Linked DNA regions of Homo sapiens: region 2 is linked to region 1. Evidence: chromatin loops called from intact Hi-C (ENCODE). Cell type or tissue: heart right ventricle. All regions are shown on one strand. Links, peaks and the distances in the headings refer to the core of each region. The heading gives the core; the rest is flanking DNA.

Region 1 (11,898 bases), core at 1,167-9,166:
TGGGGGACATTTTGGTGAAGATGCAATATTTTTATGTCATGTGATGCTCTTTCCTCACTTGACCTTGGCCGCTTTGTCCTAACAGTCCACAGTCCTGCCCCGACCCACCCCATCCCTTTTCTCTGGCACTCCAGTCCCAGGCCTTGGGCCTGAACTACTGGAAAAGGTCTGGCGGCTGGGGAGGAGTGCCAGCAATAGTTCATAATAAAAATCTGTTAGCTCTCAAAGCTAATTTTTTACTAAAGTTTTTATACAGCCTCAAATTGTTTTATTAAAAAAAAGATTTAAAATGGTGATGCTTACAGCAGTTTGTACGAGCTCTTAAGTGTTGATTCCATGGAACTGACGGCTTTGCTTGTTTTGATTCTTTTCCCCCTACTTTTCCTAATGGTTTAAATTCTGGAATTACACTGGGGTTCTTTTGCCTTTTTTAGCAGAACATCCGTCCGTCCATCTGCATCTCTGTCCCATGACTCAGGGGCGCCCACTCTGCTTCGATTCTCCTCCTGTGGAAGAAACCATTTTGAGCATGACTTTTCTTGATGTCTGAAGCGTTATTTTGGGTACTTTTTAGGGAGGAATGCCTTTCGCAATAATGTATCCATTCCCTGATTGAGGGTGGGTGGGTGGACCCAGGCTCCCTTTGCACACAGAGCAGCTACTTCTAAGCCATATCGACTGTTTTGCAGAGGATTTGTGTGTGCTGCCTCAGGAGGGGAGGGCTGGTAGGAGGGGGGGAGAGGTCTCTGTCCTACTGCTCTCCAGAGGGCATTTCCCCTTGCGCCTTCTCCCACAGGGCCCAGCCCCTCTCCCCTGCCCCAGTCCCCAGGGGGTACTCTGGAGTGAGCAGTGCCCCTGTGGGGGAGCCTGTAAATGCGGGCTCAGTGGACCACTGGTGACTGGGCTCATGCCTCCAAGTCAGAGTTTCCCTGGTGCCCCAGAGACAGGAGCACAAGTGGGATCTGACCTGGTGAGATTATTTCTGATGACCTCATCAAAAAATAAACAATTCCCAATGTTCCAGGTGAGGGCTTTGAAAGGCCTTCCAAACAGCTCCGTCGCCCCTAGCAACTCCACCATTGGGCACTGCCATGCAGAGACGTGGCTGGCCCAGAATGGCCTGTTGCCATAGCAACTGGAGGCGATGGGGCAGTGAACAGAATAACAACAGCAACAATGCCTTTGCAGGCAGCCTGCTCCCCTGAGCGCTGGGCTGGTGATGGTCGTTGGACTCTGTGAGATGGAGAGCCAATCTCACATTCAAGTGTTCACCAACCACTGATGTGTTTTTATTTCCTTCTATATGATTTTAAGATGTGTTTTCTGCATTCTGTAAAGAAACATATCAAACTAAATAAAAGCAGTGTCTTTATTACAACGCCGTTGCATCTGGGCATCTGTTTCCCTGGCATCTGGAGAGGTTCCTGGACATGAGGGGTTGGGGGCTCATGTGACGGGGAAGAGGAGACTCAGCCAGGTCCACTTGGGGTTGGCCCAGTGGCCTCCATGTAAGCCTTACCATTTCTGTGCTGGGAGGGCTGGGTGTGCACTCCAGAAACTCTGCCAACATGTAATGCCCCCTTCACCCCTCTTCTGCCTGTGAATCAGCTAAGACAAGTCTCCTACATCCTCAGTTCCTCCTCTGTAAGGGGTGGGGGATAGCAGAGAAACCAGTGAGACTGGCTGGGAAGGAGGATGGTGGGAAAGTGTCACGGGTTTTCTGCCCCAGAGTGTGTCAGCCCCTGTACCTCCTGGGTAGGGTTCCTTCAGGCCAGGTCTCTGTGAAGATGGGGACCTAGGGATACCTCTGGCTGCAGCTCTACCCCACCTCCTGCCTGCATTATCTTGTGGGCTTGGGACTGGCTAGTCTCCCAGGTAGTCTCAAGGCAGGTTTGTGTTGGCCTTGGGGTGGGAACAATGGTTTCTGGCCAGGCTGCTCTGCCTTGGTTGGCCTGTAGGTTCTGGGGGTTGGGGGGTGACCTTCAGTCCCTGGCTTGGGATGGACAGTCCAGCTGGGTAGGCTGATCATGACTCAGTGCCCAGGAAGGGGCAGATGGGTTGTCCTAGGACACTGCTCGGAGTGTGGGCGGCAGGAGATGCAGCAGCTGTGTTTCAAGGGGCAAAGGGGCAGAATCGAGTGATTGGTCACAGAACAACTGGTGCCTCTTCTGGGCTCAACTCTGCCATCCCTGGCTCCTTACCATGACCCCTGCTCCTCTGCTCAAAGACCCACAGAGGCTGGTCCGATATTGCAGATAAGAGCTGATTCCCAGGGTGGGGGGGTTGTTGAAGGTCCAACAACTACTTGGAGTTAGGACCTGAATGTGCACCATGCTAAGTGCCAGGAAAGGCTGTCCCCAGCACACACTTCACTCCCTAGGCCTAGCAGCAGGGGCCCAGGAAATGACCCCGTCGTTATTCTCTTGACCTCAGGAACTTTTGCTTAACATCTAACCTGAAGCCACTGGGTAATGAGTGGACTCACTGTTCTGAATTCAAGTAAGGGAATACTTGGTCTTGGCAGAGAACATTAAGGCCAGAAGGACCTCTGGCCTCAGCTCTGCCCTGCCTCTTTTGGGGGATGGGGTAGTATCCGCTGTTTAGCCCAGCAGACCCTTGACCCCTGGCACTCCTGCCAGATCCCTGTTCCTTGATTTGGATGAGGACTGCTCAGGTCTTTTAAGCTGGGGTTAGAGGGTCGTAGACAGGAGAGTAGGAAAGAAGGAACATCAGACCTACAGGAATCTGCCTTCCCACATTCCTCTGACTTGGAATGACTCTGGCCTGGCTTGGAGACAGTGCTGGTCTCTAGAAAATGCTAGAGGAATCTGCATTTTCTCTTGTCATAAAGGCACTGCCTTAGGCCTAGATCTTTGAGCTAGTCTTGGGATAAGGGCTGTTAGCTGGAAAATCTTGTGGTGTGTCTAGGCCAGCCTGGCCTCTAGAATACTACCACCAGTTTGGGACCGGGCGCGGTGGCTCACGCCTGTAATCCCAAGCACTTTGGGAGGCCGAGGCAGGCGGATCACGAGGTCCGGAGATGAGACCATCCTGGCCAACATGGTGAAACCGTCTCTACTAAAAAATATAAAAAAGTTAGCTGAGCGTGGTGGTGGGCGCTTGTAGTCCCAGCTACTCGGGAGGCTGAGGCAAGAGAATGGCATGAATCACGGAGGTGGAGCTTGCAGTGAGCTGAGATTGCACCACTGCAGTGCACTCCAGCCTGGGCAACAGAGCGAAACGCTGAGACTCTGTCTAAAAAAAAAAAGAAAAAAAGAAAAGAATACCACCAGTCTTGGGGGGGCTGGAGGCTCCACACTACTTACCTCATTGTAGCCCACAGCCTCGCCTCCCCTTGTTGCCCACAGGTTGAACAAGCTCCTAGGAGAGGCCCTTTCCTAGCTCCCCTAAAGCAAAGAAGGCCCAATTCAAGCATCAGTCTTTCAAGAGTGAGCTTCATTTCTCTATTTCTTTTCTTTTCTTTTTTTTTTTTAGAGACTGAGTCTTGCTCTGTCGCCCAGGCTGGAGTGCAGTGGCACAATCTCAGCTCACTGCAACCTCCGCCTCCTGGGTTCTAGCAATTCTCCTGCCTCAGCCTCCTGAGTAGCTGGGACTACAGGTGCATGCTGCCACGCCTGGCTAATTTTTTGTATTTTAGTAGAGATGGGGTTTCACCATGTGACCCAGGCTGGTCTCGAACTCCTGAGCTCAGGCAGTCCACCCACCTCAGCCTCCCAAAGTCCTAGGATTATAGGCATGAGCCACTGCACTCGGCCTATTTCTTTTTTTCTTTTTTTCTTTTTTTTTTGAAAGTCTTGCTCTATGGCCCAGGCTAGAGTGCAGTGTTGTGATTTTGGCTCACTGCAACCTCTGCCTCCGGGGTTAAGGCGATTCTCATGTCTCAGCCTCCCAAGTAGCTAGGACTACAGGCACGTGCTACCACACCCAGCTAATTTTTGTATTTTTTTTAGTAGAGATGGGGTTTCGCCATCTTGGCTAGGCTGGTTTCGAACTCCTGACCTCAAGTAAGTGATCCTCCCGCCTTGGCCTCCCAAAGCGCTGGGATTTCCTTTTTTTTTTTTTTTTTGAGACGGAGTCTCGCTCTGTCACCCAGGCTGGAGTGCAGTGGTGCCATCTTGGCTCACTGCAACCTCCGCCTCCCAGGTTCAAGCGATTCACCTGCCTCAGCCTCCCAAGTAGCTGGGACTACAGGTGTGTGCCACCACGCCTGGCTCATTTTTTGTATTATTATTATTATTATTATTATTATTATTATTTTGAGATGGAGTCTTGCTCTGTCACCCAGACTGGTGCAGTGGCCCAATCTCAGCTCACTGCAAGCTCCACCTCCTGGGTTCATGCCATTCTCCTGTCTCAGCCTCCCGAGTAGCTGGGACTACAGGTGCCCGCCACCACGCCCGGCTAATTTTTTTGTATTTTTAGTAGAGACGGGGTTTCACCGTTTTAGCCAGGATGGTCTCGATCTCCTGACCTTGTGATCCGCCTGCCTTGGCCTCCCAAAGTGCTGGGATTACAGGCGTGAGCCACCGCGCCTGGCCTGGGATTTCAATATCTTAAAAATCCAAATCCATTGGTGACTCTTTCCCTGTTTTGCTCACCTTCCTCACAACTACCTTGAGGCAAAGTCACTGAGGCCCAGAGAGGGCAAGGGAGTTATTGGTCTGGGTCTTGTGGCTAGTGTGAGGCGTGTTCAGTTCTAAATATGACCCAAACACTTTAGGTTTTATTATTATTATTATTATTATTATTATTATTATTATTATTATTACTACTACTACTATTATTATTTTGAGACAGCGTCTTGCTCTGTCGGCCAGGCTGGAGTGCAGTGGCACCATCTCGGCTCACTGCAACCTCCACTTCCCGGATTCAAGCGATCCTCCTGCCTCAACCTCTGGAGTAGCTGGGATTACAGGCATCCGCCACCACGGCCGGCTAATTTTTGTATTTTTAGTAGAGACAAGGTTTCACCATGTTGGCCAGGCTGGTGTTGAACTCCTGACCTCAGGTGATCCACTCACCTCGGCCTCCCAAAGTGCTGGGATTACAGGCGTGAGCTACCGTGCCCGGCCAGGTTTAATTCTGATGATGAAATTCTGTTCCTGTTGTAGAGCAGCAAAGAATTATTTGAAGCACCTATGGAGAAATGCTGGGTACCATTTCCCTGTGGGGACCCTAGAAGATCTAGAGGAGGTTCGGCAAGAGGTTCAAAGTGGGGGCTCCCATCAGCTGGAGTTCGGGTGCTCCTGCAGGAGGGGCCCTCCTAAGGACAGCCTAGGGCATGGGCAGCATGAAGACCGGGTTGCTGGGGCCCTGGTTAGCCCCACTACCCCCAGTTTTGGTGGCGATTATCCTAGAGTCTCAGTTCGGGTCAGACGAATTGTTCTGTCCATGTCCCTGTGAAGGCTCCGTGTGGCGAGACGCAGGGCCTTGGGCAGGTTCGGGCTGGGGATAGGGAGAGCTCCCAACCTTGGTAGTGGCTCCAGATGCCCCCCAGGTGAGCCCAGCAGAGTGGACTGCCAGGAGCAGCTCTGGGCCGAAGAGGGAGACAGTGTCCGCGGCCTCCCAGGAGGTGGCGCCAGAGGATTAAGTCGCCAGCGGTGGGCGGGGCTGAAGAGTCGGGCTGTGGGCGGGGCTAATAACGCCGCCAGCTCCCGGAAAGCGCTAGCCTCCGGAGGCCGGCCGTGGGTCGAGCTGAGGCCGCTCGGGAGCGGACGAAAATCTCCGGCAGCGCGGGGCCGAGCGGGGCTGTGGGCAGGGCTAAGGCCGTGGGGCCGGCGGGCGGGCGGGGCGAAGCCCGCGAGTAGCCCAACCGCGGGGAGCCAGTCCGAGCGCGGCCGCTAGCTGGTGGTGTAACTAGACTTGTCTTCTCTCCACCACTGCCGCACAGTCCCTGAGGGCATCGGGGCGAGTGTAGCTGCAACTGGGGAGCCTGTGATTCGCCAGTGCCCTTCTCCCTAGGCAAGGGAAGCGAGCAGGCAATAAGAGGGGCGAGTCTGGGGCCCAGGCTTCCGCTACCGAGACCCCAGTCAGCAAACCTTTAATTCAGAGGTGGGGAACCAATAAGGAGCCCTCCTGTGCGTACTCCCTCGCCTTAGCGTTTGCCTGCCTCCAGGCCCCGTGCCCCGCGGAGCCAGCGCGGGACCTGCACACGGTATAGATAGAGCTCAGCGCTTGCAGGGCCTCTCTGTCTCTCCTTCCTCCAGCCAGAGAGCTCCTGAGGGCACCGCCTAAAGGGGGTAGCCTGATAGGGTACTGTGAGATCTGGGAGGGTACTGGATGGAGATGAGGTGCCTCCACTTGTGTGATTGGGTCCCCCTGCTTGGCACTAGAAGCAGACGTGGGATGAGGCTGCTGGCGACTTACTCTTTCCCTGAGTGGGGGTACCCTGAAACCCCAGGAAACACCTTTCCCAAAGCAGTCTTCACAGCTCTAGGCATGCATTGGAACAGCAGGGACATCCAGTTGGGAGCTGGCCAGGGCCAGGGCTGAGGGTGCTGTTGTCTTCTGTCCGCATGGTGTCGCATCCTTAGGCTATAGAGGGCAAAACCAAGTTTGGAGCCTGCCAAAATGGTCCAGAGCTCACGCCAGACCAGCTCCCTTTCTAGGGAATTGGAGCCAGTAGTCTAGGATCACTTCCCACTTCCGTTGCAAAAGGTCTTGAGAGAGGCCGGGCCTAGCGGCTCACGCCTGTAATCCCAGCACTTTGGGAGGCCAAGGCGGGTGGATCACCTGAGGTTAGGAGTTCAAGACCAGCCTGGCCAACATGGTGAAACCCCGTCTCTACTAAAAATGCAAAAACTAGCCAGGTGTGGTGGTGCACACCTGTAGTCCCAGCTACTCGAGAGGCTGGGGCAGAAGAACCGCTTGAACCCGGGAGGTGGAGGTTGCAGTGAGCCGAGATCTCGCCACTGCATTCTAGCCTGGGCGAAACTCTGTCATACAAAAACAAAAACAAAAACAACAAAATCAACGTTCAGTTGGGACTTACTGACATTATAAAACCTAAACAGTTAATTTTCTTCTGCACCGTGGCCTGGCCACAGTACAAACTGGATAATGTCAGTTACTGAGTTACTGGCCGGAAAGTGGCACTTTCAAGCCCCAACTTCAATGCAATCGTTTTTTTTTTTTCTTTTTTTTTTTTTTGAGGCGGAGTCTCGCTCTGTCATCCAGGCTGGAGTGCAGTGGTACAATCTCAGCTCACTGCAACCTCTGCCTTCCAGGGTCAAGAGATTCTTTTGCCTCAGTCTCCCTAGTAGCTGGGATTACAGGTGTGTACCACCACACCCAGCTAGTTTTTTGTATTTTTAGTAGAGATGGGGTTTCGCCATGTTGGCCAGGCTGGTCTCAAACTCCTGACCTCAGGTGATCTGCCCGCCTTGGCCTCCCAAAGTGTTGAGATTACAGGCGTGAGCCACAATGCCCAGCCCAAACAATCTTTTTTTTTTTTTGAGATGGAGTATCGCTCTGTCACCAGGCTGGAGTGCACTCCACAATCTCGGCTCACTGCAACCTCTGCCTCCCAGGTTCAAGCGATTCTCCTGCCTCAGCCTCCCGAGTAGCTGGGGCTACAGGCACGTGCCACCACGCCCAGCTAATTTTTGTATTTTTAGTAGAGAAGGGGATTCACCGTGTTTGCCAGGATGGTCTTGATCTCTTGACTTCATGATCTGCCCACTTCGGCCTCCCAAAGTGCTGGGATTACAGGCATGAGCCACCGCGCTCGGCCCAGCCCGAGCAATCTTAACAATTTCTTACAACAAAATGGCAACTGGTCCGAGGTCCCTTATATCCAAGATTTCATGTATTTACACTCAAAACTTTCCCTCTATCAGTCTTGCTCCCCTCATCAAGTTTTATTGCTAAACGAAAACTCCCAGTCCCCTTTTCACCCCTCCCCTTCAGCCCCTGAAAGGAATTTCAACCCTGCTGAGGAATGTCCACCATATCTCCAGCCCCAGGCTCCCCAAGAGCCGCCAGCACCATTGCCATCTCTCTCATTCCCCTATCCACCTGTCACTCATTCAAAAAACAATCAGGGCTGGGTGCGGTGGCTCATGCCTATAATCCCTGCACTTTGGGAGGCCAAGGCGGGCAGATCACCTGAGGTCAGGAGTTCAAGACCAGCCTGACCAACATGGAGAAACCCCGTCTCTACTAAAAATACAAAATTAGCTGGGCATGGTGGCACATGCCTGTAATCCAAGCAACTTGGGAGGTTGAGGCAGGAGAATCTCTTGAACCCAGGAGGCGGAGGTTGCGGTGAGCCGAGATTGCACCATTGCACTCCAGCCTGAGCAACAAGAGTGAAACTCCATCTCAAAAAAAAAAAAAAAAAAAAAAAAAATCAGACCCCGGCCACCCTTCCCCTTTGCAAAGTAGCTGGGGCAGAAGGCATAGTCAGGGTTCATGTTCCCTTTTCAATCTCAGACATGTCGGAGGTTGAGAGGCTCCTTGGCTCCTTTTCCACTGGCCCATCCCACTTCCAGAAGGAATTTCTTTATATTACTCAGTCACATAACCTTACTTGGCATGACATTTATGTTATCCTGTCAGCCACTCTCACCCTAGATGAGAAAGAGCATATTTGGCTAGCTGCTCAAGCCCATGCCGACACACTTCATCAGCAGGATACAGTCCATAATCCTGTTGCGGCCATTGCTGTTCCCCTAGCCGACCCCGAATGGACTTAACAACAGGGGGACCCTGGCACCCAATGCCGTAACCATATGGTCACTTGTCTCGTGGCTGGCATGGAAAAATGTGCCCATGCCGATAAGGTAGTAAATTATGAAAAAATTAGAGAAATAACCCAAGGCCCAAATGAAAATCCAGCTCTTTTCCTATCAAGGTTATTAGAGACTATGCTCAAATACACAAAACTAGACCCTGAATCACAAGAGGGTCAAACCTATCTTCACTTACATTGCATTTCACAATCAGCACCAGATATCAGGAAACAGCTGCAAAAACTAGAGGAGGGACCCCAAACCCCACAAAGGGACCTTTTAAATCTGTCCTTCAAGGTCTTCAACAACAGGGAGGAAGAACATAAAGTGCCAAAGGAGAAACAGGCTAAGATTAAATACCAGATGCTGGCCATTGCCCTCCAGAGAGGTTCCAAGGAGAAATCACCTTCTCAGGGCCCCGGCACCTGTTTTTGACGTGGCAATCCGGGACACTGGGCAAAGGCTTGCCCAAACCCATGGCCTCCAACAAAGCCTTGCCCTATATGTGGCAAATGGGGACACTGGAAAATGGACTGCTCTCAACAAGAATGCCCTTCCCATTCAACAGCATCCTCCAGTCAGTCCCCAAACCCACCACAGGGACACCTCTCCTCTTTGTTGACACTAGCAGCTGAAGACTGACGGTGCCCGGGATTGCTTGTACCCATGCCATGTGAGTCTCCAGAACCCGGGGTAATTGGGATGGCATCTGGTAAGCCAGTCTCCTTCTTATTGGATACTGGGGCAAGTTTCTCAGTTCTTCCAGAGTATTATGGACCCCTAAATTGTTCCTCTATTTCTGTTGTTGGGGTTGATGGCCACCCTACCGCTCACTCTCAAACACCTCCATTATACTGCACCTTATTCAATACTGCCTTTACTCACTCATTTGTAGTAATTCCACAGTGTCCTACACTCCTTATTAGAAGAGATATAATCAACAAATTTGGGGCCACATTACAATTGAATGCCTTACCGTAGGTGCCTGCATACTTGCTCCTTTGCCAGCCAGAAAACAATGAAGCCCAAACCCAGTCCTCAACAATTTCAATCCAAGGAGTTAACCCAATGGTATGGGACACTTCTCAGCCCACTGTTGCCATATACCACCAGCTGTTTCTAATAAAACTTAAGGCCCCTTCCCAAATTGTTTCACAACCCCAATATCCCCTCAGTCAGGCTGGACTTAAGGGAATAAAACCCATCATCACCAGATTACTAAAAGCTGGCATTTTAACAACCACCAATTCCCCCCACTGCAGCAAAATTAAAGGGCATAGCTCCCTGGATACATTTCTCAAAACTTAAAAGGGCTCCTCCTCTTAATCCCAACCTGTCTCAATTTTCTTGTTTTCTTACAGGACCCACCAAACTCAAGATCACTTGACTCCCCACAATTCTTTAACCACCAACTCTTTCAGTAATTTTATTTGCTGCCTTGTAGAAGACCTTTCCTGGTATCCAGGCTCCCCCCACCCCCCATAATTTATTTCTCCTCCTTTTATGAGATATGGCTGCAGGAAACTTTTGCAGACTGCACTCCATCTCAAATGTCCTTTTTTTCTTTTGTTCTTTGTCTCCTTCTAGTACCACTCTTCCCCTTACTTAAACCATACCTTGCAGCTGTCTTACAACTTACTAAAACAGGCCAACTTAGGCTCCACAGAACTCTGTTGGGTCTGCATGCCCCCTTTGTTCCCAATATACCATTATCTCCCTGGACCTTTAGAAGCCTGGACCAATTCCTTGGCAACCCTCACCATTACTAAAACTACCTTAGGATCTGCATTCTGGGAACCAAGTACTGATCCTGCCACAGCCATAGCCAAAAAGGTGCATCAGGCCGTTCTCAAACAACTAAAAACTTTATCCCCTATCCAAAGCCTCATGGTTACAGGACCTATAGGAACCACCACTCCACTCACTACTCAGGCCCCTATATGTTTCACCTGCTCCTTAAACAGAGTTCCAGAAGGGTCTTTAAAATGCTCGGACTGTAACCTGCCTCTTTCTCTCTCTCACACAACAGATTGTAGTTATTCCTCTACAACAGGAGCAAGTGACCCATTCTCATCAGTGACCCAACTCATCAGCCAAAGCCACGCCCTCTTACCCCTTAAGATTTTCTCTCCCTATATGTAGTAATGCTTATGAATGTAACCAAGAGTCAGATTTTTTTTGTTTTTGACACGGAGTCTTGCTCTGCTGCCCAGACTTGAGTGCAGTGGTGAGATCTCGGCTCACTGCAACCTCTGCCTCCCAGGTTCAAGCAATTCTCCTGCCTCAGACTCCCAAGTAACTGGGATTTCAGGCACCCACTACCACTCCTGGCTAATTTTTGTATTTTTAGTAGAGATGGGGTTTCACCATGTTGGCTAGGCTGGTTTTGAACTCCTGACCTCAAGTGATTCACCCACCTCGGTCTCCCAAAGTGCTGGGATTACAGGCGTGAGCCACTGCACCCAGCCTCAAGGGTCAGATTTTTGCAGTGGGTGAGGGCCAGCTAATACATTGCCTTTATTCAATATCTATGGTAGACATGAAAAATCCAAATGCCAACTTCTTCCCCTTCCGGGTCCAACCCAATTCTTTCTTGATTCATCTGAACACAGACTATTCTCAGAAATACCTTTGGTAACTCATTACCCCCTTCTCCAACTATTAACCGATGACCACCTAGCTTCCTCTTTTGTGTCATTTGAATGGGAAGGAGGATCAGGTCGGGATGCCTCAAACTACCACATATTATTTCAAGCAGATGTTGCTGCCTGTGTAGCCCCCTCCAGCCCTTATTTCTTCTCATGTGGACATAATTTCTACAACTGCCTGTCTGTTAATTGGACTGGAACTTGCACTTTAGCTTAGTTATGCCTCCCTTGTCTGTTGCCACAAAAGACCAAGAATTTCTCCTGCCACTACACACACAAACACACACACACACACACACACACACACACACACACACACCCCAAAACAAAAAGGGCAATCCAGGTAATTCCAATCCTCGCTGCTCTCGGAATCTCTTCTGCAATAGGCTTTAGTTCCACAACTTTATAGCTTTTTCAGTTTCCCTGTCTAGCCAACTAAAAGAGGGACTAATGGAAATAGCAACTCAACTGGATCACATACAAGATCAAATAAACTC
Region 2 (11,898 bases), core at 2,115-10,114, 370 kb after region 1:
GGCAGGCCTGCCCAGGCCCAGACAAGGAGTCCCCAACCCTAGGGCCTCTCAACCCAGATGTACTCAGCAGAGGGAGGGAGGCTAAAGACCCCCAACCTCACATTGGGTGTAAGTTCTCCCATCTCCGAGGCATCAATAGGAGCGGAAAGGAGTCTTTCGAGAATGTCACAGCAGGCCCAGGGCCACAGGATGATAGCTAGAGAATCTAAGAACAGTAGCTGTGGGTCCCATTCCTTGGTCCAATCTTACTGCTGTTGCCTACACGATGGCTGGAGAGAACCTAGATAGAGTCTGTGGAAGGAGCCCCCAGTTCAGCACAGGCTTTGAGACTTCCTGCCTGGGGTAGGGCTCCAAATACAGTTAAAAAAAAAAGTCTGGGATGGACCAATTCCAACCAGCCCTTCCTAGGCCTTTACTTATCCCCAGATGTTTATAGTTGCTTGCACAAGACTAGAGTGAGGCTCCCAGAACCTTCTAGAACCAAGCTGCCATTCCATGAGTTCTGGGTACTCCCCCAATCACCCCCAATCATGGCAAAAACGTTAGTGAAGCCCAGGACATGCAGGCTCCCTAACAAGCTCCCAACTTCCAAGGCCCAGGAGGCTCCCTGGAACGTGGTGGCTGGCAGAAGGATGGGGGTGGGTGGGGGGAGGGGGTGTGGAGGAAGGGGAGATTCTCTGACAACTCCCGTCCCACCCCCTTTGGAAAGCAGAGCAAAACAAGGGAAAGTGAAACTGTTGGCAAGCAGCTGTGAGTCTGTGAATCTGTGAGCATCTCCCTGTGTATTTGTGCGTGGTGGTGGTGGTGGTGGCGGGGGTGGGGGAGGGGAGGGGGGAGTGCTATTTTTCTGCGTGTGTCCCTGAGGATATGGGTGGTGGACAAGTAGGAGGGAATGCCCATCATTCTACCCAGCATTCAGGAGCTATGCTAACAGAGACACGGTTATGTAACCCTATCCTCACATAGCCAGGGAAACTACCTAAAAAACCAGAGGCCATGATGGGCAGGTAGGGGAAAGAGCAAGATGAGGCAGCCACAAGGGCCAGCCTGGGAGCTAAGCCTCCAGTGTAGCCTTTGTCTGGCTGGTTTCTCACACCACCCCAGCACTTAGGAACTGGGTGAGAGAGAATGCTTCTTTCCGCCTGCCCCCCCACCGCGCCCCCAGATCCCCTCAGTGATGGAAGGGAAGCAGCCTGTGTTCAGCCATGTGCATGCAGCTCACAAGTAAGGGCCCCTTCTTTCAGCTTACCGGGTTGGGGCAAAAACTGGGCGACTGGAAGAAGTCGAGGCCTCGCCGGAGGCCTGGATGGACTGGGGATTCACAACAGCGCTCCACACCCTCATCAATTAGTGTGTCCAGCAGGTCAATGGGGAAGGCACAGACGACAGAGTTGGGGCCCACGCCAGGACCACCATCCTTGCCAGTCACAAAGACCCCAAATAGTACTTCCTGGCCCTCGGCGATGCTCAGCTCAGTGGCAAGTTGGGCACCCACTGGAGCGGAGTGGGCCACCCGCAGCACAGGGTAGGGCTGTCCGCCTTCTGGGGCCCCCCGGCGCCTGCGTTTTGGAGCAAATCTGCAGTCGAGGACCAGCTCCCGATAGTCACCCAACTCTGGCTCAGTGGCGCTAAGCCGTGCCAGGCGTGTGTGCAGGGCACTAGGATCATCTGTCACGCTGGCCGGCTGTACAGTCAGGAAGTATACGAAGGCTCCCGTGTGGAAGCTGTGCACGTATTCAATACTGTAGGAGACAAGATGCTTGGGCAGCACTGACAACGCCACAAAGCCCGGTGCGAATCCCGAGGCGTCAGCCTTGAGACGCCTGATAGACACTGAGCGTGGGCTGAAGCTGGCAGCCACGGCTGCGTCCAGTGAGGATGCCACGTAGAAATAGGAGGCCTGGCCTTGCTCAACCACAGTTACACGGGTGCCCAATGGGCTGGCCACACAGTCGGGGCAGTCATCGGGCCGGTTATGGTGGGCTGAGAAGAGGCAGGCTGGCGCTGCCAGATGCACGGCTGTCCCTTGGGGCTCTAGGTCATGCAGGAAGCAGCGGCCCTGCAGGCTGGAGCCACAACTGACCAGCGCAGGCAGCGCGGGATCCAGCACCAGCACCTTTGTGTCTGTGTCACCGGGAGGGCCGTGGGGTCCTGGGCCACAGGCTGCACACGTCTGGCAGCCAGGGTCTCCAGCAGGGCCCGTGGCCAGGCTCTGGACAGACTTCAGGTCAGGCCCAAGCACATGCAGGCGATTGCGTATGGCTACAAACACAGCACTCTCATTTCTGTCGCCCTCGTAGGTCACCATGGCCTGTACCAGGCCTCCGGCGGAGAAGCTGGGCACCACGTACTTCACGTCAAAGTCGCGAGAGGCCGCGTAGGGGGTGCGCGGGCACTGCCAGTCCTCGCCCGCCGCGGGCTTGGCAGGCAACAGCAGCAGCAACAGGAAGGACTGAGGCAGCGGCGGGAGGAGCTCCATCGAGGCGAGCTGGGACCCTAGAGGATCCCTACCGGCCTGGGCCTGGACCTGGGCGTGGGCCTGGCTGGGGGCCCGACTCGAGGTCTGGACTGGGCCAAATTTAAGCAGCGGTCCCGACAGCCCCAAGATAGCGGACCCCCGCCCCAGGTTCCTGTGAAACCCAAATCCCTTCCCGGCCCTCGGGTCTGAGCACCTGACGCCTGCGGACGCACGACAGCAACGCCCCAGCCGCCTCACCTGCCGCCCCAGCCGCCGCTGTACACTGGCGCTTAGCGCTCAGCCGACCCGAGGGCGCCGGGCTGGGCGGGCGGAGTCGGGCCGTGGGGGCGGGGCCGCGAGGAAGGCTTGGCCTAGCCCAGGCCCTCCGCCCATCCGACTCTTCCGGCCCTTGGAGGCCTGGCTCCTGTACCTTCACCTGGCGTCTTGGCGCCTTTTTCTCAGCGGCCTGTGGGTGGATGTGCATGGTGTGGCCTGGAGAGAGGTGAGCCAGTCTGAGCCGTCCCATCCCATCCCCCCACTACCGACTGGTTCGCAGCGAGAAGGGGGGCAGGACACTGGGCTCTTTGCTTGCGGTGGAACTAGTTTGCACTTAGTAGCAACACCCTCAGTGGCTGGTGCCCAGAGGTGGCCTGGGGGCCCACCATGTGGAGAACAGAGACCAGGATTGTGTGGAAGACCAGAGGGGAGATGTGGGGCACTTACAAGAGATGTTATGGGGCGCCACCCTTTGTGGGAAAGGACTGTCCTTTTTTTTTTTTGAGAAGGAGTCTTGCTCTGTGGCCCAAGCTGGATTGCAGTGGCGCGATCTCGGCTCACTGCAAACTCCGCCTCCCAGGTTCAAGCGATTCTCCAGCCTCAACCTCCTCCTGTCTCAACCTCCTGAATAGCTGGGATTACAGGCGCGCACCACCACACCCGGCTAATTTTGTATTTTTAGTAGAGACAGGATTCACAGTGTTGGCCAGGCTGGTCTCAAACTCCTGACCTCAGGTGATCCGCCCGCCTCAGCCTCCCAAACTGTTGGGATTACAGGCGTAAGCCACCGCGCCCGGCCGGGACCATTCTTCCATGTGCTTCTCCTGAGCTATCAGCGACAAGATGGTGTCAGAGGAAGGTGTGTTATGCCCTGCTCTCCCAGGGCCATAAGGGTCTTAGGATGGGATCTGGCCTTGCTGACTGGACCTCAGAGTCAGAGAGGCACGTAAGTGGAGGCCCATACCTCCTCTGCAGCCTCAGTATATGGAAGCTGTATAATGGGGTCCACAGTATGGGCCTTGGGGACTCCCCCTTCCTTCCTGGCTCTACCCAGTGCCCCCCTGATATGGAGGAATCATGGGCTTTGGCTCTCAGGACACTTCCAACATGCTCTGTAGGCCTTGCTGGATCTTATTCTCTTCAATGAGAATGTAGTTCTGGGCTGGGCACCGTGGCTCATGCCTGTAATCCTAGCACTCCTTTGAGGGGCCAAGGCAGGAGGATTGCTTGAGGTTAGGAGTTCAAGACCAGCCTGGGCAACATAACAAAACTCAACAAAACAAAAAAACTGCTAAAAATGTTTTTAAAATAAAATATGTGACCGGGCGTGGTGGCTCACGCCTGTAATCCCAGCACTTTGGGAGGCCGAGGCGGGTGGATCGCTTGAGGTCAGGAGTTCAAGACCAACATGGTGAACAGACAGATCTGGCCAACATGGTGAAACTATCTCCACTAAAAACAAAAATTAGCCGGGCGTGGTGGTGGGTGCCTGTAATCCCAGCTACTAGGGAGGCTGAGGCAGGAGAATAGCTTGAATTTAGGGGGTGGAGGTTGCAGTGAGCTGAGATTGTGCCACTGCACTCCAGCCTGGGTGACAGAGCGAGACTCCATCTCCAAAAAAAGAAAAAGAAAACGTAGTTCCGACTAGGTGATTTCCCAGAGTTCTCTCTTCTGTTTATGAGGAGTGGGGGTGGGGGAGCCTAGTCCCACACTTGGATCTCAGCAGCTGCCCCTTGGTAACTGGTCCCCCAACACTAGACTGAGGCCCCTGGGGGACAACCTTAGCCTGACAGACCCCTCAGTTAGATAGGCCTGGACCCTAGAAGACAGGGAAGGTCCACAGGGTGGGTCTGGGCTGTGAACTATGGGCCCCAAGGCTGTAGATAAGGAGGCTGGGGGAGAGAGGAGCCCTCAGCCCAACAGGATTTAGCCTGGCTTGGGGAGCTATATCTCCTCACTCCCCTTTCAGTTCATACTTCTGTGCCTGCATCCCCTTCCTAACCTGACCTTTGTAAGTGCTGTTCCTCCTTCCAGGAGCACTCTTTCCCTTTTCTCCTTTTGCCACCTAAATGGCACCTCCTCCAGGAAGCCTTTTTGATCCAGACTTTGCCAGTCCCCTCTCCTGGGTCTCACAGACCCAGTGCTACACTCACCCCAGCACAGTTTACTCTGGATACTTCACTTCCTCCATCCCCAGTGCAGGACTCCCCCTCCTTCCAGCCTGGAGCTCCATGAGCACCTGAAGACTGAAAGAGGAAATGGAAGTGGGGGCGGCCACACCCAGTGCAGGGTTGATACTGTGCCCTGAGGTGACATAAAAGACACTCCTTTTCCAAAGCAGAATTGGCCAGGAAATGAATAAACACCCGGAGAAAACCGTGGCGTGGTTCCTGCATTCCACAGTCAACACATCTAAAGATAGGCAAGGCAAAACTAAAATGAAACATTCTCAGCCTGGCGCACAGACAGGGGTTCTGGTGACCCAAATCCCACCTCCAGACTTTCAGAGGGATCTCTGGTGGTTGGGAGAAGACTTCACAAGCCCTCTTAGATCACCCCACCCACCCCTTTTTGGGGGTGGTGTTGCGGCAACCATCCGTTAGTTCTCCGCTGCCACCGTGTGGCCGCGCTAATGGCTGTCCCCAGGCTGAGGTCCCCTGTAAGGCAGCCTTGGTTCTCAACAGCAGGGGTACACAGGAGCACCCCTTCCCCCTCTCGCCATCTGCCGCCTCTATAGGAGGGGGCAGTCAAGGTGTGTGGGGGAGGTCAGCTAATGGGACTCTTAAGTGCCAAGTACAAGGGCACCCCCAAGCTAACATAGCTGGCTAAGAACCTGCTCGACTGCCCTAGCACCTGACGCCTTGAAGGAATACTAGCCACTTTTCCCTCCTTGAGCTCTCAGTCCCCTCTGAACACTGTTCTAGAGAACTAGGTCTAACCTCTTTCTCTAATCCCAAGATCACCTTAGCAGTAGCAAGGGAGTCTCTCTAACTGTAATATGACCACATCACACTGCAGGTTACCTGGAGTTTGAGAACCCCAGCCCTTGTGTGGACCACTCCAGCTTCACTGCAAACAAGTTATATTAGGTTCTTTTTTTTTTTTTTTTTTTGAGACGGAGTCTCACTGTGTCGCCCAGGCTAGAGTGCAGTGGCGCAGTCTCGGCTCACTACAACCTCTGCCTCCTGGGTTCAAGCGATTCTCCTGCCTCAGCCTCCTGAGTAGCTGGGACTACAGGCGCACGCCACCATACTCAGCTAATTTTCGTATTTTTAGTAGAGACAGGGTTTCACCATGTTGGCCAGGCTGGTCTGGAACTCCTGACTTCCAGTGATATACAATCCTTGGCTTCCCAAAGTGTTGGGATTACAGGCGTGAGCCACCATGCCCGGCCTGTACTAGGTTCTTACCAGGTCCTTCCCTTTGCACATGCTGGCTCTTCCACTACGAACACCTTCCCTATTTGTCTGTCTTCCCACCCCTGATCTCCAAGCAGGTACACCCCACACTCCTAGGTGCCTATAGTCCTAGGTATACACATTTATCCAACTATGATCTCCCCAGAATATATGCTGAACTACACAGAAGCTGAGAAACCTACAAGAGTCAGGGCAACCAAAAGAGGCACTTAGGGGCTCACTGTTGACCAGAATGCCAGTAACAATCAGGGACAGCTGGCTTGGCATCACCCAGGCCCCAGAGGCAGTGGTTTGGTGTTCTTACTAGGAGCAGGGGAGGAACAAAAGCAGAAAACAGGCATAAAAGAGACCCAGGGCATGTGTGCAGGGTGAACAGCACCCACCAAGCCTATGGCTGCTCCCCGGAGGCTTTGGAATCTGGGCTGGTAGCCTGCTGCCATGCCCATTCCAATGTGAGCCACAGTGGGGCCAAGGGCAGGGGCTGTGCTGCCATTTTCTGGGACAATAAATACAACTGTTCCAGTGTACCCTGGGTCCATGTCACCCACACAGGCTCATTCTTCAATATGGCTTGATTTTAGTAGCAGAAAATATTGGCTCAACTCTCAGAAACTGCATGAGGGTGATTCTCTCTGACAGTCTGAAGACCACATTCAGAGGACAGTTTTCTCCAATAAGTACTTCCTAGGCCTTGTGTTCCCTGGGGCCAGAACTAGAAGATCCCCCGGCAGCAAAGTGGAAGCTCTCTGCATTGTGCCCTGGGTCCTGTGGTAGAGTAAATGGGGCTGGGCTTTCACTGCCGAGCCTCCTGGATGTCCATGGTGCCCCATGCAGGTCTGCCTATGCCATGCCAGGGACTAGGGTGACTAAGGAGGGCCGAGTGCACGTAGCAGTATTAGCTCTTATTATGGCAGGCCCACTTCTGCCTTAGAGGGTCAACTGGGCCTTCTCTCAGACCCTCAGCTCACTCTTGAGGACCATTTGGAGGAATGCACTGGCTGAGGTAGGAGAACTGAGGCATACAGCCCTTCATGGGAAGGCCTGAGCAGGGACAGTTTCCTCAGAGGCCTGCAGCTAAAGGGAGACTGGATTCTGAATTTCAGCTGAAGACTGGGTTGCCTCACCAGGGGCTCCATCCAGTACCAGGGCTCAGACTCCCCCCATTTTGACCATCTGTATCTTACTCAACTCAGCTTCTGCTGAACTACAGCAACCCATTAAACAGAGCCACAGCGAGGGCTCTGAAGGTGGTTGAGTAGTCTTTTGTGGCATGCAGCAGGGGGCCCCTCCCAGGAGTGATAAGAGAGGCAGACAGCAGAAGCTCAGACTGAATATGGGGGTGGGGGTAGGGTAGGGCAGTATGGTGCCTGAGAACTTTTTATATATGGTAGGACTTCAACTAAACCAAAACGGCCCCAGCCCAAGATCCAGCTGAGAATGTGTGTGGCCTCATGCTGGTGCAAGGGAGGGAGGAGAGGGGCTCAAATGTGCCTGTGTCCCTGTGCAGGAGCTACGGAGGAGGATCCAGTGTCTGTATGTGAGTGAGGGTGGATGGGCGAAGGGACAAGTGACAGAGCTTGACAAGTGTCTTCCCCAAAGCACTTTAATGCATTCACCAACCCACAGTCCCTGCCCGCTGGCTGGGCAAGAGAGGCCAGCCCCCATCTGGAGGCTCCTATGGCTTCCCACACCTAGTGTGTCCAGGAAGGCTGAGCCCGCACACATTCCCATCAATAGGTGAGGGGCGTGAGAATGAAGAGGCGGTCTTCCTCTTTGCGGATCCAGCGCATCAGCTTATGGATGGCACTGACGGCTGACGCCTTGGTCCCCAGGGGGCTGTAACACATGTAGAGCTCAAAGGCGCCTGTCACCTGGAGAAGGGGCAAAGGGTCGTCATCTAGGTTAGAGGCCCCTCATGGCCCATACCTAGGACCTCCATAAAGCCCAGCCCATCCCAGGGCTGCCTTACCCAGGCCAGGAGGTTCTCGTTGGGGCCCGTGTAGTAAATGGTCTTGAGTGGGCGAGAGGCATTGTGGGCACGACTGTGCAAGTACTGGTAGAGGCCCAGCAGCCGCTCCTGCTCCTCTTCACTGGTGTATGGGGCCTCAATCTCAGGGCTGCAGACAGGGTGGAGGGAGTGGGTTTGCAAAGGAATGACTTCCACTGTCTTCTCTAGAGATTTAGAAACACCTATTCCTATCCAGGAAGACTCTATCTTATGTCCTACCCTCCAGGTGCTCCCTTAGGACAGGGCATTGTCTCCCCACCATAGCAGGCACCCCAGGACAGGGCTGGGCCCACTGAGACTAGAGCTATGTCCCCTCTTACCCCCTAAGCTCATAGTGTCTTTGGTGACCCCTCTTTGGAGAGGCCAGGTTGAGTTTAGATGTCCAAGACAGAGTGACAGATCTGGAGTAGAGGAAAGGTGAGCTAGGAATCCTGTGGGCCAAAAGGGACAAAGGGAGGCCATATCTTCCCAGCCCCTCTGCTGGGGGAGGGGGTGGAGGAGGGCTGTGCTTCCTGAGCTGGACCAAAATGACCCCTAAAGTAGAGTTGCTCCAGGGCAAGGGACCCCGGAGACCTCTGTTCCAGTTTCCTTCTCTGGGTATATTGGGCATTTCCAGGCCTTCTGGTTAATAAAGTAGAGAGGGTATGCTCATGGGGTGATGGAGAGTCTGGGTCTCTGGTGCCAGAGTAAAACAGGCCCAGCACACTGGTCTGCTTCCAAAGGTAGGGACAGCTTCAGGGCTACATCTCAGAGCTCAGGACCAAACAGCCTCCCGACTCCACATGTCCCTGTCCCGCTACAGCAGTGCCCTCAAGGCCCTCCCTCACCTGGTGAAGAGTCCCGAGCTCTTTGACTTATAGAGGAAGTGACGCAGGTCAGGGATGCCCACTTGGGCAACGCTGTAGTAGGGTGTGCGCAGTGCCTCTCGCAGGGCCAGGTGGGCTCCGCGCTTGCGAAGGCGCTCCTGGAAGCGGCGGCGGCAGTCAGAGACTGCAAAGAAGTCCTCACGGTCAGTGGAGACAAGCAGCAGGCAGAGGTCAGTGTCAGGCTCTAGGTAAGAGATGTGTGCGTGGAAGAAGCCGGCTGCGTTGAATTTGGGCAGGCACACGGGCGTCCAGGCCTCGCCCTCGCGAAAGGACGAGGAGGAACTAATGAGGTTGAAGAGCAGGTGCAGGTCGATGGGGTGCAGAAATTGGTCCTTTCGGCGCACGAGTGCCACGAGCTGGTTGCGGGCCAGCAGGATGGAGAAGACCAGGCTGCGCGCACGCGCCTGCTGCAGGCTGGCGCTCACAGTGTCGCGCACGGCCGCCGCCAGGGGCAGGCACCGTGCCGCCCCCATCAGGAAGCTGGGGTCTCGTGCCATGAGCTGCAGCAGGTTGTCGGTGATGCGCTCTGAGCCCGAGAGTAGGCGCCGCAAATCATAGTTCTGCTTCTGCTGGAAGATGTGGCTCAGCTGCGCACCGGTAAGAAGGCTTAGGATCTGGTAGTAGATGTAGAGCAGCTCCTGCGCCAGCTCTTGTGCCGACTGCCGCGTACGAGCCACCGCCACTAGCACCAGCGGGCTCCGGCGCACGAATACTACCTTGTAGCCATCTGAGAGCGGGACAGGAAAGAAGGATGTCAGCCTCAGCGGCAGCTCCCTCCGAAAACCGCCTTCCAGCGCAGCTCTTCGCTTTCCCCATCCTTTCCTCGCTCAGAGCTCTGCGCACAGTAGGGGTTTAAGGATGTTCAGGATAAAAACCCATTGCTCCTTCTCCCTGAGGGCTCAGGGCCTATCCCTGCCACTTGCTTCAAAGACTAGCTCCCTCTGAAACACACATTCTTATGCTAAGTGCTAAGTCAACTGGCAACTGGCAAGGGCTGGCTGGGTGGAGCTCAGGACCTGGGAGATAGATAGATTAGATAGATAGATAGATAGATAGATAGATAGATAGATAGATAGATAGATAGATAGAGTTTGTTGTTGTTGTTGTTGTTGCCTCCCCAGGGGGATTCTCACTCTCTCCAAAGGCAAAGCCCATGTCAGAGGCAACTTTGGTCCTCGCCGCAGCCCCATGAGGCCAGCAGTGTTGTTATCTTCTGTTCAGGTGAGGACCTTGAAGCTCAGAGAGGTAGAGGGACTTACCCTCAGTCACACAGCACATCCCAGCCCTCTGGTCTGCAGGGGTCCAAAACCTGCTATGAATGAACCTTGGCCAGGGGAGCCCGCCCCATTCCCTCTCCAGGTGGCTCACCTGCATGGATGGAGCGGATGGCGTTCTTGTCTGCCTCCAGGAAGGACACCAGGGCCACCATAACACCCATAGTGCTGGAAAGTGCCTCCTCAGACCCATAGCGGGAGTACACAGGCTTCCCTGCCTCACTCAGCACAAAGACATGCTTCTGGTGCAGGCGCCATGCCTCCGTGGCATCCTCCTCATCCCCCTCGGTTGTGCCCTCCCTGGGGGGCTCTGTGGCTGGTCGCCCAACTGCCCCTGGGGGTTCCAGCCAATCCTCAGAGCTTCCTGGCAGCATCTCCTCCTGCAGGTCCCGGGCCACACCCGTCAGCTGGGTGCTTAGCTCGCTAAAGTCCTGGCTGATCTGGCGCATGTCTGTAGGCAGCGGCGGGGGACCCCTGGTACCCTCCTTGTGGCTGTCCCCAGAAGCTGCCCCATCCTCTGACTCAGTCAGGTCCTCGTAGGAACGGGCATGGACGAACATGGCACCCTCCTGGCCCGCACCTGCAGGCCAAAAGCACTGGTGCTTAGAGGGGTAGCTAGTGGCAGACACTCCTACCAGCAAGGTGCCTAACGTGGTCACTCCAGCATGACTGCCTGTCTTGTTAGGATCAAGCCACTGTTCCCTTCTGCCACTGTCTGCCATGGATGATGCTTCTCTGCAACTTACAGCCCACCAGTCTCCTCTCATCGTACTGGAAAGAAGACCCAAACCACTCATGGCAGCAGTGGTGGCTGGTATCTGCCTACCTCTCATTCCCATCTCCCACCCCACTCCCTTGCCCATCTTGGTCACACTGGCCTACATCCATCTGCTCTCAGATACTTTCAACACACCCCCACCTGCCTCAGGAGCTCCACACCTGCTGTCAGCTGTCTCCTACCTCCCCAAGAGGCCGGCTAATTGTCACACTTAAGCTCTCAGGGAAGATGTTAGTTACTGACCTCCAACCCCAGGCACTCTATATATCCCTTTTTGATTTCTCTTGTGGCACTTGCCAGTTATTGTCCTTCTCCCCAACTACAATGGTACCCAGTAAGGTGCCGGAACGCAGCACCTCACCCTGTGTCTGGAGCACTGCCCATACTCAATGAATCTCTCTCTCTGGGAGAAAGCTCCCCTACCCTACTCAGGCCATAGCTCCTGACTGACCCCACTATAATGGCGCCGCAGCCTGTGACTGCCTCAGGGCAGGGACCAGGTCAGTCTTCCTTTATTGATTTTTTGACAAAATAGTTTAACAGATATATTTTGAGTCTCTCTTGCGAATTCAGCCCTGTACCAGGCACTGGGGATATAACTGCTCTGCGCTCAAAGTGTTCACAATCTTGTGGAAGAGAGAGATGGGCAATATATGCATAAAGAGATAAAATTATGAAATAATTAGTGTGCTATACAGAGCATGGTCAGAGCAGGCCTAACTCGTGAGGAGGGGAGAAGGAGCCGGGGAGGTGCGCTGTAGACACAGGGAACAGAAGAGCCCACAATGGCAGCCAGAAAGCTCAGGGCGAGCAGCATAA

What was found. Hi-C counts contacts between places; a loop is a spot of excess contacts. Peaks named below come from ENCODE experiments on the same cell type or tissue, not always from the same donor. Only the 100,000 strongest peaks of a DNase experiment are listed, where the experiment ranks them.
Region 2: a loop joins it to region 1, with 5 times the contacts of the local background. A loop is called at or near these places in 4 of 110 quality-filtered maps.

The regions. Positions count from the first base shown.
Region 1 is chr3:49,534,238-49,546,135 of GRCh38, forward strand. It overlaps DAG1 (dystroglycan 1), which reads left to right. Exons shown (of 3, transcript NM_004393.6): 3 at 1-1,378. Among named protein-coding and RNA genes, the nearest start is that of BSN-DT, 14 kb to the right of the region's middle. RefSeq lists enhancers at 501-1,499, 3,019-3,519 and a silencer at 5,726-5,955. In heart right ventricle, for the core only: CTCF peaks have their summits at 5,589 (motif pointing right) and 5,796; DNase peaks (open chromatin) are centred at 5,724 and 6,513; H3K4me3 peaks cover 1,281 bases; H3K27ac peaks cover 1,252 bases.
Region 2 is chr3:49,901,131-49,913,028 of GRCh38, forward strand. MST1R (macrophage stimulating 1 receptor) reads right to left here and starts at 2,743. Exons shown (of 20, transcript NM_002447.4): 1 at 1,250-2,743. The coding sequence starts at 2,479. MON1A (MON1 vesicular trafficking associated A) reads right to left here. Exons shown (of 6, transcript NM_032355.4): 3 at 10,396-10,881; 4 at 8,989-9,754; 5 at 8,123-8,270; 6 at 7,743-8,024. The coding sequence ends at 7,884. RefSeq lists enhancers at 1,768-2,441, 3,078-3,127, 3,116-3,788, 4,763-4,922, 5,073-5,272 and 2 more and a silencer at 2,668-2,887. In heart right ventricle, for the core only: CTCF peaks have their summits at 5,361 (motif pointing left) and 5,563; DNase peaks (open chromatin) are centred at 2,531, 2,851 and 5,351; H3K4me3 peaks cover 2,044 bases; H3K27ac peaks cover 3,222 bases.